Regions from separate parts of the Homo sapiens genome. Here region 2 is linked to region 1. A link is an interaction called in ENCODE POLR2A ChIA-PET data of the cell type or tissue named here. Cell type or tissue: A673. All regions are shown on one strand. Each heading gives the region's core, and the rest is flanking DNA. Links, peaks and the distances in the headings are about the cores only. Region 1 holds the start of SLC5A5 (solute carrier family 5 member 5). Region 2 overlaps UNC13A (unc-13 homolog A).

The links. Peaks named below come from ENCODE experiments on the same cell type or tissue, not always from the same donor. Only the 100,000 strongest peaks of a DNase experiment are listed, where the experiment ranks them.
Region 2: POLR2A ChIA-PET joins it to region 1 with 5 read pairs; 5 of 35 experiments call an interaction of 5 or more read pairs at or near these places.

Annotation. Positions count from the first base shown.
Region 1 is chr19:17,864,323-17,874,445 of GRCh38, forward strand. SLC5A5 (solute carrier family 5 member 5) reads left to right here and starts at 7,623. Exons shown (of 15, transcript NM_000453.3): 1 at 7,623-8,354; 2 at 9,816-9,881. The coding sequence starts at 7,998. RefSeq lists enhancers at 554-693, 4,438-5,091, 5,092-5,745, 9,393-10,123 and a silencer at 9,958-10,087. In A673, for the core only: a CTCF peak has its summit at 6,132 (motif pointing right); no DNase peak of the experiment used is centred there; H3K27me3 peaks cover 2,094 bases.
Region 2 is chr19:17,670,793-17,677,894 of GRCh38, forward strand. It overlaps UNC13A (unc-13 homolog A), which reads right to left. Exons shown (of 44, transcript NM_001080421.3): 2 at 5,220-5,249; 3 at 3,865-3,964; 4 at 1,586-1,703. Among named protein-coding and RNA genes, the nearest start is that of UNC13A, 14 kb to the right of the region's middle. RefSeq lists enhancers at 1,144-1,203, 6,291-6,360. In A673, for the core only: no CTCF peak of the experiment used is centred there; a DNase peak (open chromatin) is centred at 1,249.

The DNA of each region.
Region 1 (10,123 bases), core at 3,713-6,212:
CTACAGGGGCACCACCACACTCAGGGCAAGGACACAGCCTTTCCTCTACCTGTGGAGGAGCTGTGTGGTTTCCAGGAAACCAGGCCTTTTCCAGCCTCACCTGTGGGGTGTTGTAACACCCAGGAACTTGGAGAGGCGCCCAGAACCTGGGCAGGGTCAGCACACAAGCACCCATTCTGCGTAAGACCCAGGCCTGAGGACAGCCCTGTAGACCACAGAACCCCACGGGTCCCGTCCCCAACAACTGGCTCCTTCCCACCCTAGGGCCTTCGCACTTGCCTGGAATACTACAGATTCCCCCAGGCTGGCCTCACTCGAGTTTTACAAACTGCACGTGGGTTCCCGGGACTGGGCTATATTTGATTTCTATCCCCCACTAGTTCTGAGAGGGCAGGGGCTGTGTGTGTCACCCAGTGTATCCAGGAGGGGCTCAACTTTCCATGGTATCCTTTTTGTTTCGTGAAAGCTCTTTACATATGCGGGGCAAAAGCTTGAGAAGAGTCATACATTTTCCCAGGATATCTTTCTTTTTTTGAGACGGAGTCGCGCTTGGTTGCCCATGCTGGAGTGCAGTGGCACAGTCTCAGCTCACTGCAACCTCTGCCTCCCAGGTTCAAGGGATTCTCCTGCCTCAGCCTCCAGAGTAGCTAGAATTACAGGTGCCTGCCACCACGCCTGGCAAATTTTTTGTATTTTTAGTACAGACGGGGTTTCACCATGTGGGCCGGGCTAGTCTGGAACTCGACCTCATGCCACCTGCTTTGGCCTCCCAAAGTGCTGGGATTACAGGTGTGAGCCACCCCGCCTAGCCCAGGATATCTTTTGATGTTCCTTAGAGTATATTGGATGGGGGGTGCTAGCTGGAAATCTTAAAATTTTGCCTGAATTTCATTCATCTTGTGGTTTCTAGTACAAACTCTCCTTTCTCCATAAGGGAATCTTCATACTTAAGTGCCACCCAGAAAAGAAAATACATTTCCTAACCTCCATAGCTATGGCCAGGTGTGGCTCATGGCTGTCATCTCAGCACTTTGGGAGGCTGAGGTAGGAGGATCACTTGAGGCCAGGAGTTTGAGACCAGACTGGTAGACATAGTGAGACCCTGTCTTTACCAAGTAACATTAGCTGGGTGTTGCGGTGCACACCTGTAGTCCCAGCTACACGGGGGCCTGAGGTGTGAGAATCACTTGAGCCTGGAGGTTGAGGCTGCAGTGAACCATGATCATGCCACTGTACTCCAGCCTGGAAACAAGACGAGACCAAACAAAACAAAAATACAGTACTGATGTGCCATTTCTGAGAAAGAACGCCTCTGGCTGGTGTGGACATGATGGCCAGTGCTGCAGCAGTCATTTTGGACTATGAAGAAGCAACACACAGGAGCAGTGAGGGAGAAGGATCTCCGGTACTTGACCCTGTGCAGTGCTGCCCCCGTCCCTGAGGCTTGACCCTTCTACCCCCTTGATTAGAACACGGGGAGGAGACATGAGTCCTGCTTAGGCTGTAATGGAGCTGCTCTGTTAGATGTGACCTTACCTTACCTTGAGCTGGGCCTGAAGCAGGGCGTGGCACTGTGGACTCAGGCCGTAACTGCCTGGAAGTCCCTGCCCTCTCTGAGCCATTTCTTCCTGTATAAAGTGAGGGCGGTGATCCCTCCAGGCTGCAGGGCAGGCGAGGTGATATTAGGTGAGTTGGAGGATGAGAGATCAGGAGAGTGGAAGGCTCACGGCCCCACCAAAGCCCACTGCATACCCTCATCTCCACCTCAGTCCCCTCCCTGTGCCTTGGAGCCCCTCCAGGGCTTCAACCACGTGGCAGCAGCCTGGGAACCACTTGGGAGAGCTCTGCCCCAACCAGCTGAGACATGGAGGCCAATCCCATTATTGAGGGGCCATTGACAGGATGAATGTGCTCCCAGATCACTAGCCTGCACCTATTCACCTACCTTGGCACACTCAGCCTCTCATAAATGTGCCCAGAAGCCCCTCTACCACCGAATTCCCCCACCCCCTGCCAAACCCCATCCTTCCATTCAGTCAGATTCCTCCACCATCCAACCAGCTACCTGTCCATCCATTCGTCCACTCAATCCACCCACCCCATCCATTCATCCTTCCACTCATCCACCTACCCATCCATCCATCCACCCAACCATCCAGCCATCCATCCAGCTATCCACCCACCCACCCATCCATCAACTCACCCATCCATCCATCCACCCATCTATCCATCCATCCATCTACCCACCCACCCATCCACCCACCTGCCCATCAACCCACCCACCCATCTATCCATCCATCCATCCATTCACCCATTCAACCACCCACCAGTCGATACATACATCCATTTATCCATCCATCCATCTATCCACCCACCCATCCATCCATTTACACATCCTCCCATCTGTCATGTCAAATCCTCTACCCAAACTCCACGCGCCCACCCCCACCCCACACACACCATCCCTTTGTTGCAGCCTCAATTGTCCTTGAGTCCCTACTTTGTGCAGGGGCCTGCGTTAATTCCGGTGTGGGTGATTGAAGGAATAGACAGACCCTGGTTCTTTCTCAGGAGGGAGAGGAACAGTCACAACCCCATGCAGAGGCTGGGCGTGGTGGTGGTGTGCCCATAGTCCCAGCTACTTGGGAGTCTGAGGCAGGAGGATCACTTGAGCCCAGAAGGTTGAAGTTGCAGTGAGCCGTAACCTCTCCACTGCACTCCAGCCTGGGCAACAGAGCGAGCCCCTGTCTCAGAAAAACAAATAGAAAAAATAAGCAAACAAAAAGAACTGCCCCTGGCTGTTGAGAGAAGGTACAAGACCAACCAGAGCAAAAGCCCTGGGTCTGGGCAGAAATGGATCCTTTCACGTGGCTGTGAGTGGGGCCAATAAGGCAGAGGCTGGCCAGCGAGAACCTGGATGTCCGCTGGGGTCTGGAGCAGGACAGGTCCTACCCGGGCTCACCCAGTTAACCCAAGGATAAGCAAGGGCAGGAATCCAGGAACTCCTCCCACCTCCTCAGGTGCTGAGGCGCTCCTGGGTCTCGTTCCTGGGCTTGTCAAGGTGCCAGGTGTCACCTCAGTAGGGCCGTGATCCCTGGGGGAGCGACATTCAAAGCCTCCCCTCCCTGACCCGCCCTGCACTTCTGCTCCTGAGTCAGAACCAGTGGGGACAAAGGCAGTGCCAAAGCAGGACAGACGAGTAGGGACCCCAAGAGACCCCAGCCCCAGTTCCTGCAACCAAGAGAGACTATATGAGAATCACAGAATCTGAGACTCACAGTTGAGTCTCAGGACTTAGAATTATGGAATCTTTTTTTTTTTTTTTTTTTTTTTGAGATGGAGTTTCACTCTTGCTGCCCAGGTTGGAGTGCAATGGCATGATCTTAGCTTACTGCAACCTCTGCCTCTTGGGTTCAAGCGATTCTCCTGCTTCAGCCTCCCGAGTAGCTGGGATTACACATGCCTGCCACCATGCCTGGCTAGTTTTTTGTGTTTTTAGTAGACACGGGGTTTCTTCATGTTGGCCAGGGTGGGCTTGAACTCCTGACTTCAGATGATCCACCTGCCTGGGCCTCCAAAAGTGTTGGGATTACAAGCGTGAGCACCGTGCCCAGTCGAATTGTGGAATCTTACAGACAGCAGCAGCAACAAGGAAGAATAGTTTGCATTTATTTATTTTTTTAGAGACAGGGTCTTCTTCTGTCGCCCAGGCTAAAGTGCAGTGGCGCAATCACCGCTCACTGCAGCCTCAACCTCCCCAGCTCAACCAATCCTTCTGCTTCAGCCTCCTAAGTAGCTGGGACCACAGGTGCACACCACCAAACTCGGCTAACTTTTAAAAATTTTTGGCTGGGCATGGTGGCTCACACCTGTAGTCCTAGCACTTTGGGAGGCAGAGGTGGGTGGATCATGTGAGGTCAGGAGTTCGAGACCAGCCTGGCCAACATGGTGAAACCCCTTCTCTACTAAAAATACAACAAACAAACAAACAAACAAAATTGTAGAGTTGGGGTCTCACTATATTGTTCAGGCTGGTCTCCAACTCCTAGCCTCCAGCCATCTTCCTGGCTTGGCCTCCCAAAGTGCTGAGATTACAGGCATGAGCCACCGAAACTGGCCTTTTTGCACTTGTTGAGTGCAGAGTTGAAGTTCAAGGACAGATTCTGGCTCCCCATGGCGTGGGTTCAAATCCCACTGTCACTCCTAGCTCACAGAAGGGGAATTGATGTCCAGGGCCACCCAGCAGGTCGTGCTGCAGTCACAGCAGCTCACAACTTCTCACCCCAACCCCTGCTGCATCTCCCAGGGAACCAAGGGGCAGGGGACAGCGCCCCGACACTGCCACCACTCTCCCATTCCTGCACATTCTGCTCACATTGTCTGCCGCGGCCTTGGGCCCTTCCTAACTCACATCCTGGGGTCCTGCTGCCCGCTTCTGTCATTGGAATCACAGTCAAGGAAGGTGTGACCTGATTCTCCCCACTCTGCTGCTTTTCCTCTCCAGGCTCACAATTCCCTCCGCTAGGGCAGGAGATGGTCCTGCACACTCTGCAGGGGCCTTCACTCCAGGCCTCCTTAGGAATTCCAAAGTGCTTTCCAAATCCACCCCCCTCCCCCCACTCGGCAGCCACCCCACTCCCGCCACTTGGATATGACCCATTTTTCAGAATCTAGAAATCTCATCAGACTCCTCACCTGCTCCAAACTCTCCTACAGTTCCCCAGCACCCTCAGAACAAAATCCACACCCCTTCCGGAGGCCCAGAAGATACCCCGTGATTGTCTGTCTCTGCTCAACCTGTATCCAGGCTGGAATTCACTGGTGTGATCACTGCTCACTGCAGCCTTGACCTCCCGGGCTCTGGCGATCCTCCCACCTCAGCCTCCCAAAGTGCTGGGATTATAAGTGTGAGCCACAGTGCCCAGCTGAAATCAGTATTTATCTGCTGGTGAGGTCAGGGCCATCACCACCCTGGGGTGGGTCCACCTGGATCATGCTGTGTCCCCAGCACCTGCCGGAGGGCCCTGCACACAGTATGCACTCAATGAACCGGCCTCAGCCCAGGCCTCTGGCCGCAGCCTGGACCCCACGGTGGGAAGAAGAGAAGCTATGCCTTCCCAGAACTTCCCTGGAGAGAAGGGGTCCATTTACATGTATTTGCACAATTTGCATATGTTTACATTGGTCGGCAGGGCTTTGCAAGTAGGGGATCCCGCTCGGATCTCCCATTGATTGATTGATTGATTGATTGAGACAGTCTCGCTCTGTCGCCAGGCTGGAGTGCAGTGGCACGATCTCGGCTCACTGCAACCTCCGCCTCCCGGGTTCAAGCGATTCTCCTGCCTCAGTCTCCCGAGTAGCTGGGACTACAGGCGCGTGCCATCACGCCCGGCTAATTTTTGTATTTTTAGTAGAGACGGGGTTTCACCACGTTGGCCTGGATGGTCTCGATTTCCTGACCTCGTGATCCGCCCGCGTCGGCCCCCCAAAGTGCTAGGATTACAGGCGTGAGCCACCGCGCCCAGCCTTGATTTTTATTTATTTATTTGTTTATTTATTTATTTTTTGAGACGGAATCTCTCTCTGTCGCCCAGGCTGGAGTGAAGTGGCGCGATCTCGGCTCACTGCAACCTCCACCTCCCGGGCTCAAGCGATTCTCCCGCCTCAGCCTCCCAAGTAGCTGGGATTACAGGCGGCCGCCACCACGCCCGGCTAATTCTTGTATTTTTAGTAGAGACGGGGTTTCACCATGTTGGCCAGACTGGTCTTGAACGGATCTCAAGAGACCCGTCCGCCTCGGCCCCCCAAAGTGCTGGGATTACAGGAGTGAGACACCGCACCCGGCCGGATCTCCCCTTTTCCAACGGGGTTTCCAGGAGGATGCCTGACCAGGGTGGAAGGAGAAAGAACTAGGTGCCTAACCCACTCTCCTGGCGAGGGCAGGAGGTACGCTCCAGCCGGCAACAGGTGCCCGCGTAGCCGCCGCAGTGTCACAGCCCCGGGGGAGGGACAGGTCCACCCTGCACAGCAGAGAGGGAGCAAGAGGACTGTCCGGGGGTTACGTGGGGACGCGTTGAGAAACGCTGGACCCAGCTGGAGCGGCCAGGGCAGAGGGTAGGCCAGAGGAGGCCACCAGGGAGCAGCAGAGGCTGGCGAGAAGCGCTCAAAAGCCCTTTTTTTTTTTTTTTTTTTTTTTTTGGAGACGGGGTCTTGCTGTGCTGCCCAGGCTGGAGTGCTGTGCAGTTCTCGACCACAGCTCATTGCAGCCTCGAACTTCCACGCTCAAGCGATCCTCCCACTTCAGCCTCCTGAGTAGCTGGGATTACAGGCATGTGCCACCACGCCTCGCTAATATTTGTATTTTTCATACAGACAAGATCTCACTATGTTGCTCAGGGTAGTCTCGAATTCTGGGACTCAAATGATCCTCCCACTTCAGCCTCCCAAAGTGCTGGGATTACAGGCATAAGCCATCATGCCCGGCCTCTGACGCTGTTTCTTTCAACCCCCAGGATTTCAGATTCCACCAGCTTATGGAGAAGGGAACCAAGTTTGAGATGCGTGATTGCCCAGAAAGTTGGAGGCTGAGCTGAGACTTGAACCCAGAGACCAGAACCTCCAGAGGTCAAAGTCCTCCTGGGTCCCCCAGAGAAGGGCCCTGAGATGACAGCTCGTTGGTCCTCATGGAAGCGTGACCCCCCCAGTAGACTTTCTCCCACACCCAACCTTGGTTTCCTCATCTATATGATAGGGACAAGCCAGACTCTACCTCCCTGGTGGTCATGGTCTCCGCTTATTCGGGTTCATAACCTTAAAGGCCCCTCGCACCACCTCAGTGAGCCATTTATGCCTGGCACAGGGCCAACTCTCAGTGCATATCTGCAAAGGAACCAATGAATGAATGAATGAAGTGACAAATGAATAAAGGAATAAATGAATGAGGCACTTATCATGTACCAGGCTTTCGTTACCACGTCCCATTTATTCCTCTGAGGCAGGGTCTATTTTATCCTTGTTACAGATGGGGAAACTAAGGCCCAGGGAGGAGCAAAGTCTTCCCCAAGTATGTACCCACTCAGAACTTGAGCTCTGAATGTCTCCCACCCAGCTTAGCCCAAGAGCGGGGTTCAGTGATGCCCACCCCCTAAGGCTCTAGAGAAAGGGGGTAGGCCCACATGCCAGTTTGGGGGTGGTAAAGCCAGGTAAGTTTTCTTTATGGGTCCCCTGAAACCCTGAAAGTGAACCCCAGTCCTGCATGAAAGTGAGCTCCCCATAGCTCAAGGTATTCAAGCACAATACGGCTTTGAGTGCTGAAGCAGGCTGTGCAGGCTTGGATAGTGACATGCCCTCTCTGAGCCTCAATTTCCCCACCTGTCAACAGCAGACAGTGACAGCTGTGATCAGGGGATCACAGTGCATGGGGATGGGTGGGTGCATGGGGATGGAGGGGCATTTGGGAGCCCTCCCCGATACCACCCCCTGCAGCCACCCAGATAGCCTGTCCTGGCCTGTCTGTCCCAGTCCAGGGCTGAAAGGGTGCGGGTCCTGCCCGCCCCTAGGTCTGGAGGCGGAGTCGCGGTGACCCGGGAGCCCAATAAATCTGCAACCCACAATCACGAGCTGCTCCCGTAAGCCCCAAGGCGACCTCCAGCTGTCAGCGCTGAGCACAGCGCCCAGGGAGAGGGACAGACAGCCGGCTGCATGGGACAGCGGAACCCAGAGTGAGAGGGGAGGTGGCAGGACAGACAGACAGCAGGGGCGGACGCAGAGACAGACAGCGGGGACAGGGAGGCCGACACGGACATCGACAGCCCATAGATTCCTAACCCAGGGAGCCCCGGCCCCTCTCGCCGCTTCCCACCCCAGACGGAGCGGGGACAGGCTGCCGAGCATCCTCCCACCCGCCCTCCCCGTCCTGCCTCCTCGGCCCCTGCCAGCTTCCCCCGCTTGAGCACGCAGGGCGTCCGAGGACGCGCTGGGCCTCCGCACCCGCCCTCATGGAGGCCGTGGAGACCGGGGAACGGCCCACCTTCGGAGCCTGGGACTACGGGGTCTTTGCCCTCATGCTCCTGGTGTCCACTGGCATCGGGCTGTGGGTCGGGCTGGCTCGGGGCGGGCAGCGCAGCGCTGAGGACTTCTTCACCGGGGGCCGGCGCCTGGCGGCCCTGCCCGTGGGCCTGTCGCTGTCTGCCAGCTTCATGTCGGCCGTGCAGGTGCTGGGCGTGCCGTCGGAGGCCTATCGCTATGGCCTCAAGTTCCTCTGGATGTGCCTGGGCCAGCTTCTGAACTCGGTCCTCACCGCCCTGCTCTTCATGCCCGTCTTCTACCGCCTGGGCCTCACCAGCACCTACGAGGTACCGGACAGAGGCCCGGGGGTAGGACCTGCCCCACTGGCAGTGCTGGGACCCCGTGTGGGGGAGGCGCTGGGGCTTTGGGCCGCTGTACAGGAGGACGCGGATGGCACCTCGGTGCTTTAACGGAAGGGGCCCCTAGGCAGACACGTGGGGAGGGTTCTAGGAAGAGGCCCCAGGCGCCCGGCGAGGGGCAGGAAGGAGGAAGAGAGAGCCTGGCGTCCTGCTCCTTCGGTGGAAGCGCGCGCGGGGCGGGGCCCGGCTCGACCAGGTGTGTCCTCACGGGTGGACACACACCTGCCCCCCACCTGCCCGGGCGTGCAGACCCACGTGTGCGCGCTAGAGGGGACTGCTGACGGCTCCGGGGTTCGAAACCTGGCTTCACTGCTTTCTTGTATCTTGGGCAAGGGGCGTGCCTCTCTGTTTGGGTTTCCCAGCTGTCCAATGGGCGAATTACAGGACCTCCCTCCAGGGGAGAGGGTAAAGCGATTAAAATCGTGACCGGGGCCCGGTGCGGTGGCTCACGCCTGTAATCCCAGCACTTTGGGAGGCCAAAGCATGCAGATCACCTGAGGTCAGGAGTTCAAGACCAGCCTGGCCAACATGGCGAAACCCCGTCTCTACTAAAAATACAAAAATTAGCCGGATGTGGTGGTGGGCACCTGTAATCCCAGCTACTTGGGAGGCTAAGACAGGAGAATTGCTTGAACCCGGGAGGTTGCAGTGAGCCGATATCGCGTCACTGCACTCCAGCCTGGGCGACAGAGCGAGACTCTTGTCTCAAAGGAAAAAAAAATATTGTGGCAGGGCGCAGTGGCTCACGCCTGTAATCCCAGCACTTTGGGAGGCCGAGGTGGGTGGATCACGAGGTCAGGAGTTCAAGACCAGCCTGGCTAACATGGTGAAACCCCGTCTTTACTAAAAATACAAAAATTAGCCGGGCATGGTCGCGCGCGCCTGTAATCCCAGCTACTCAGGAGGCTGAGGCAGAAGAATTGCTTGAACCTGGGAGGCGGAGGTTGCAGTGAGCCGAGATCGTGCCAGTGCACCCTAGCCTGGGCGACAGAGCGAGACTCCGTCCCCCCTCCCCCCCAAAAAAATCGTGACAGGTATATCCTAGGCGGCCAACACCATTGGCCCGGGGCACTGTCTACACTGTGCGCTTGCGGGCCACGTCGGTGTCTGCTGAGCGGTGGCTGCTCCAGGAGCCCGCGCCCGTCAGGCGCAAGTGGGAGGGCGCGTGCACACGCATGGACCAGTCCTCCAGGTCCACGGGGTACGCACAGGCACGGGATGGCACCTGTGCACGGGTGTGTGCGTGCGGCGGGGCCCCCACGTGCAAGAATCTGGCGGGCGCGGTTGGCTTCCGGAGGGAGGGGCCCACCTAGAGAGCAGACCAGGGACCCGAGAGGCCTCGGCTCCTGGGTAAGGACTGTCCAGGTGACCTCGAGTCCCTCCTTGCAGTACCTGGAGATGCGCTTCAGCCGCGCAGTGCGGCTCTGCGGGACTTTGCAGTACATTGTAGCCACGGTGAGTGGCCTCGGCCCCGCCCTCCGCTCAGGGCCCCGAGAGCGTCAGCCTTCACTAGCCCGGCCCCCACCATTCAAGACCCCGCCCAGACCCCGCCCCCCATGCTCCCGTTCTGACCCCGCCCCCATCAGTCCCCTCCCACACCACAGCCGGCCTGACCCCGCCTGCACTCTGGAAGACCCGGCCTATCTGCCCCGCCCATATTCTGGGACCACCCTTCTGCCTCCTCTCCCCATCCCCAA
Region 2 (7,102 bases), core at 40-2,539, 200 kb before region 1:
ACTCAGGAGGTTGAGGCAGGAGAATCACTTAAGCCAGGGAGGCAGAGGTTGCAGTGAGCCAAGATTGTGCCATTGCACTCCAGCCTGGGTGACAGAGTGAGACTCCATCTCACAGTAAAATAAAATAAAATAAAATAAAATAAAATAAAATAAAATAAAATAAAATAAAATGACAAAAACGAACAAACAAAAAACAGTCCCCAGTCCCTCCTCTATGCCTGGTTCATATTGGGTGATGCCAGGGTCCCCAAGAGGCCCAGCCATCATCACCCTGGCTCCTGAGAGCCCATAGCCCTTGGAAACAGGGCTGGACACAGGCACCCCCAGCCCCATGAGGTCATAGCCCAGAGGGAGGAAGGAGGGCTAAAGGATCTAGAGAGAAGTCAGAGAGGGCTTCCTGGAGGTGGGCACATGGGAATTTAGAAGGTGATGGAAAGGAGGACACTTGAAGCTCAGGGAACACACTATGCAAAGGTTCAGAGGGTGGAATCTGGGAGGGGTAGAGGTTAGAGTGTGGGGGGAGATGAGGCTAGTGGGCAGGTGCCATCTGAAGGGCCTCCCAAGGCAGATGGACAGGGGAGGACAGATCAGAGCTCCAGCTAATAAGGCCTTCCTGGGGTCAGCATGGAGAGGTTGAGACTTGAGGTTAGGAGGCCAGGGATTGGGCTGTGGGGACAGATGAATAGACATGACCACGGCCTGGCATGGTGGCTCGCACCTGTAATACCAGCACTTTGGGAGGCTGAGGTGGGTGGATTGCTTGAGCCCAGGAGTTCGAAACCAGCCTGGGCAACATGGCAAAACCCTGTCTCTATTAAAAATACAAAAAAAATAAGGGGGGCCTGGTGGCATGCACCTGCAGTCCCAGCTACTCAGGAGGCTGAGGTGGGAGGATCACTTGAGCCTGGGAAGTCGAGGCTGCAGTGGGCCATGATCATGCCAATGCACTCCAGCCTGGGCAACAGAGTGAGACCCTGTCTCAAAAATAAATAATTAAATAAAAAATAGACATCACTACTACCTGCTGACAATGATGCACAGGCTGAGGGGCCAGGGTTGTTACCTAGCACCTTCTTATGAGTTGGTGTAAGCTTCCTGCTGCTGCCCATCTGGGACACAAAATGCTAATTGCCTATATTATCCCTTTTCTCCTTCCAAGGTAATACATTTTTAGCTGTGCCTAGGGAAGCACAGCCCAGGACTACATTTTCCAGCCTAGGACTACATTTCCCAGAATCCCTTGCAGCAAGGTGTTGGCCACATGTCTAAGTTCTGGCCAATGAGATGTGCATGAACCACCCCCCTCCCCCACCACCAGCACCTTTCGGTGGTTGGAATGAAGATGCAATGGTGAGCCTAAAGCAGCCATTTGGGGCCACAAGGTGGAAGCCACATGGAGAGAGAGGCAGAGCAAGATGGAAGGTGTATAGGCTCTAGTGACTTTGGAAGGTTCGTGGCAATCCCAAGTGTCTACATTGATGTTGTCAGGGGATAGGAGATAAATGCCCATCTTGTTTAGTCCACTGGTCTCTGGGCTTCTGCAAGGCACTCCTCCTTCTTCACCCTCAGGCCACCCGCCACTCACCTCATTGGACTGGCGGATGGTCCTCAGTGGGATCCACACAGTGCCCACCATTGTGTCCCAGATGAGACCCTTATTCCACACCTCCACCGTCAGTCCCAAATCCAGACGGTTAATCTCGCTGCAGAAAAAGGAGAGGGGGCGTCGAGGGAGCAGGAGGGAGGAAACGGGGGCCCAGGGAGTTTAGTTGATTCGCCTGAGAACACACAGCATACTGCAATTCAAACCTAGGCCTGGGAGTGTCCTAGGTGGTAGGGTAACATGGTGGTTCTCATTTTATAGAGGGGAAACTGAGGCCAGTGGGGGAAGTTAAGAGCTCGGGGTATCACAAAAGAACCAGGATTCAAAGCCGGGAAGGATGGCGTGGGGACAGATGTTACACATCGCCTGCACCTTCATCTTTCTGAGCCCTTCCTTGGGCCCTCCAACACTGACCATGCTGGGTAAGTGAGGAAGAGGCTCAAATACCCTCCATAGCTCCCTTTACCTACAGGATAAGGACATTCGGGTCACCTCTGTCCTTCCCAGTGTCATCCCCATCTAATGATGTGAGGACACGATCCCACCTCAAAGCACTTTCCCTGCAGGCCTCGCCCTAGACATATGTGAATTCGGGGGAGCAGGAAACTTGGTGAAATGTGAGATTCACTGAATTTACAGTTTACCAAAGATTTATCTTAAGAAATATATTTTTAAAATATGGCCAACCACGGTGGCTCACGCCTGTAATCCCAGCACTTTGGGAGGCCGAGATGGGCGGATCACCTGAGGTTGGGAATTTAAGACCAGCCTGACCAACATGGAGAAACCCCATCTCCACTAAAAATACAAAATTAGCCGGGCGTGGTGGTGCATGTCTGTAATTCCAGCTACTCGGGAGGCTGAGGCAGGAGAATTGCTTGAACCCAGGAGGCGGAGGTTGCGGTGAGCCGAGATCACGCCATTGCACTCCAGCCTGGGCAACAAAAGCAAAACTCAGTCTCAAAAAAAAAAAAAAAAGTATATATATATCTGATATATATATCTGTTGGCTGGGATTGGTGGCTCCTGGCTCATGCCTATAATCCCAGCACTTTGGGAGGCCGAGGCGGGTGGATCACCTGAGGTTAAAAGTTCAAGACCAGCCTGGCCAACATGGTGAAACCCGGTCTTTACTAAATACACAAAAATTAGCCGGGCATGGTGGCACGCACATGTAGTCCCAGCTACTCGGGAGGCTAAGGCAGGAGAATAGCTTGAACCCAGGAGGCAGAGGTTGCAGTGAGCCGAGATTGCACCACTACACTCCAGCCTGGGCCACAGAGTGAGGCTCTGTCTCAAAACAAAACAAAAAAAAAAGGAAAAAAATTCCATTGGCCAGGCATGGTGGCTCACATCTATAATCCCAGCACCTTGGGAGGCTGAGGTGGGCGGATCACCTGAGTCCAGGAGTTTGAGACTAGCCTGGCCACCATAGTGAAACACCATCTCTACTTAAAACACAAAAATTAGCCGGGTGTGGTGGCACACGCTTGTAATCCCAGCTAGTTGGGAGGCTGAGGCAGGAGGATCACTTGAACCTGGGAGGTGGAGGTTGAAGTGAGCCGAGATTATGCCACTGTACTCCAGCCTGGGCAACAGAGTGAGGCTCTGCCTCAAAACAAACAAACAAACAAACAAAATTGGTGGCAAGGCCTGGGAAGGCATGATGCCCTGAAATTGTAGCTTGGAGGTAGTGGTCAGGGAGGGCTTCACTGAGGAGGTGACACAAGCTGAGACCTGAAGGAGAAGAGCCAGCTGGGGACAGGAGAGCAAGTGCAAGGGCCCTGGGGCAAGAACAAGCTGGGAAGTGTTGGAGAAAGGGGCAGAGGTGGGTGTGGCTGGGGCAGGTGAGGGAGATAGAGCGAGAACCTGGTGGGAATCACGGGGAAGGCTGTGGGTTTTATTGTGAGGTCGATGAGCCACGGACAAGTTTGGAACATGGGAGCGACAGGATGTGATTTGCAGTTTTAAAAATATCCCCCTGGCTGCCTGGAGGAGAACAGATTGTAGGAGGTGGATGGCACAGGAGGCCAGGGCGGAGGCTGGCGGGCAGCAGGGACTTGGCTGGTGGCTGCGGAGACCAAGGGAAGTGATTGGATTGGGGATGTGTTTTGGAGGTGAAGGTGATAAGGTGGACAGGGGAAGAGGGAGGACAGAGGGGAGTCACCCGGGATTCCCCAGTGTCCAGCTCTGCCCTGAGGGGCCAGCGAGGTGCTGGGCTATGCCAGGGAGTGAGGTCATGCCAGACGCTGCAGACTCACAACATGAAATCCTGCTCCCAGCTGGGCTGGCTGCCCCGCACCGCGATGGTCGTGCTCTTGACATTCTGCACTTTCAGGGTCACGTACGTGTTGAATTTCTCTGTGGCAGTGAGAGTAGGGGTCAGCGCTGGGGCTCAGGGACTCTCCAATGCCCCTTCCCAAGCTCTAGACCATCTGCTGTGATCCCCTCAGGAATTTCTGGGCCACTCACCCCCTAACCCACAACCCCACCCTCAGGGCACAAGGGAGGGGCCTCAGTGTGGGGAGACGTGGAATTTTGGGATACTTCATCCAGCTGCTTCGAAATGACCATGCCATTGGTTTTCAGCTAAAAAGACTGAGGTCCCAGAAAAGGGGAACAAAATTGACTGTAAGAAACCCCCTTTGCAGGCTGGGTGCAGTGGCTCGCGCCTATAATGCCAGCACTTTGGGAGGTCAAGGGGGGAGGATTGCTTGAGCCCAGCAGTTCAAGACCAGCCTGGGCAACTTGGCAAAACCCTATCTCTACTAAAAAATACAAAAAAATAATTAGCTGGGTGCAGTGGTGCACGCCTGTGGTCCCAGCTACTTGGAAGGCTGAGGTGGGAGGATTGCTTGAGCCTGGGAGGTTGAGGCTGTAGTAAAACATGATTGCACCACGGCACTCCAGCCTCAAAAAATAAAAATTTTAAATAAAAATAATAATAATAAAAAGGCAGGGCACGGTAGCTCACGCCTGCAATCCTAGCACTTTGGGAGGCCGAGGCGGGCGGATCATTTAAGGTCAGAAGTTTGAGACCAGCCTGGCCAACATGGCGAAACCCCATCTCTACTAAAAATAAAAAAATTAGCCGGGCGTGGTAGAGGGCGCCTGTAATCCCAGCTACTTGGGAGGCTGAGGCAGGAGAATTGCTTGAACCCAGAGGCAGAGGTTGCAGTGAGCCGAGATCACGCCACTGCACTCCAGCCTGGGCAACAGAAGGAGACTCTGTCTCAAAAAAAAAAAAAAAAGAAGAAGAAGAAAAGAAAGAAACTCCTTTCGCCTCTCTGAGCCTCATTTTTCCCACCTGTAGCCCCATCTAAGAGTCCCCATTCTACCTCTTAGGACCCTGGGAAGAGCCACTGGCTCAGGGCAAGCCCCACCCCTTACAGACTCTCCAAGGATGGCTGGGGAGACCCGGGGACCCCCATACAAACTGCAGGGACCCCAGGCCAATGGCTGCCCCTCCCCCTATTTAATCTTCTGACCCCTCTCCTGATGCTCAGAAGACATAAAGCCCAACTCTAAGTCTGGGCTGGGACCCCCTCCCAGTCTCTCCAAGAGACAGACAGACAGACAGACAACACGGGACAGGACAGCAAGAGAAGCCACTTACCTTGGGCACCATCAAACTTGGCTTTTTTGACTGTGGAGAGAGACAGAGATAGGGAAGGGAGGTGGGGAGAGATGTGGGGAGGAGGAGGCAGAGATACGGAGAGATTCAGAGACACACCAAGATGGAGACATAAGGAGAGAGACACAGAGGAGAGACAGGCAAAGATAAAAAGCAAAAGAGACAGATGTTAAAAAAGAAAGATAGAAGCAATGTCAGAGACAGAGACAAGGGGAGGAGGAGAGGTAGGAAAGAGGAGGCAGGGATGAGAGGGAGAGAGAGAAGCCATCAGACAGATGAGCACAGGCAACCCTAGAATGGAAGGAAATTTGGACCCTGAGAGCATTCCCTGCCCCTCCCTCTCCCTGCATCCCCTGTCCCCATCAAACTCCCCAAGCTCCCAACTAGCTGTGCCTTTACCCACAATTGAACAAGATTAGAAAGAAAGAGCTGGGCAGATGGTGGGAGAGGCCTCCTACAAGAAGCCCTCCAGGATTGCCCCAGAAGAAGAGGGGAAGTTGAGGAGGTGGAGAAGAAGAAGGCGAGGATAAAGACAATCTCTGATGACTCCACCAGCCCCGACAGGTCAGCAAGACCTCTCCCTTGATTGTCCAGCTCAGTCTGCAATGTCAAATGCTCCCAGGGTTTGGGGAAGCCTCAAAGAAGGCTGGGTGAGTTGGGACAAAGCAACCCAGAGAGCTGGCTCTCAAAATGCATGTGGAGGGCGAGGCACGGTGGCTCACACCTATAACCCCAGCACTTTAGGTGGCTGAAGCAGGTGGATCACCTGAGGTCAGGAGTTCAAGACCAGCCTGGCCAACATGGTGAATCCTTGTCTCTACTAAAAATACAAAAATTTGCCAGGTGTGGTGGCAGGCGCCTATAGTCTCAGCTACTTGGGAGGCTGAGGTAGGAGAATCACTTGAACCCAGGAGGCAGAGATTGCAGTGAGCCAAGATCATGCCACTGCACTCCAGCCTGGGCAGCAGAGTGAGATTCTTGTCTCAACAACAACCAAAAGTAATGTACAGGGAGACACTTGGGTCCTGGCTGGAGGGTTGACAGAGATTGTCCAGCCCCACCTGCTTGTGGGAGGTGTAACCTGAATATATGTCAGGCACCCCACTGAGGTCCAGTCTTCTCACATTTCACATAATCTCACAGCCCCAAGAGATTCAAAGCCATGTCGCCCCCTCCTGGCTCTTCTCAACAGGTATTCAGTTTCCATTGCCAACACCTCTCACACCTTGCTTTTGTCCCCCACATCTTTTTCCTCCATTAATTCTCTACTCCCACCCCCAATCTTCTCCCACACTGAGCTCTTCCCTCCCTTTCCTTTCTTTCTTTTCTTTTTTTTTTTCTTTTTTTTTTTAGGGACGGAGTCTTGCTCTATTGCCCAGGCTGGAGTGCAGTGGTGCCATCTCAGCTCACCGCAACTTCTACCTCCCAGATTCAAGCAATTCTCCTGCCTCAGCTTCCCAAGTAGCTGGGACTACAGGCGTGCGCCACCATGCCCAGCTAATTTTTGTATTTTTTAGTAGAGACAGGGTTTCAGTATATGTCGGCCAGGCTGGTCTCAAACTCCTGATCTCAGGTGATCCATCCGCCTTGGCCTCCCAAGGTGCTGGGATGACAGGTGTGAGCTGCCACACCGGCCCCTTTTCTTTCCTCCCTCTTTTCTTCTCCCCTTTTCCTTTTCAAATTAGTGTCTTTGTTTGTGTAGGCAATGCATGCACATGTTGTAAAATCCAAAACAACCAAAAGATGAGGCACTGAGAATAAAGCTCTTTCCATCCCAGCCCTTCATCTCCCTCCCAAATGCAATCAACGTTGGCAGTTCCTTGTTCCACTGGAGATGGTCCATGCGTCGGCAACCATACCCACGT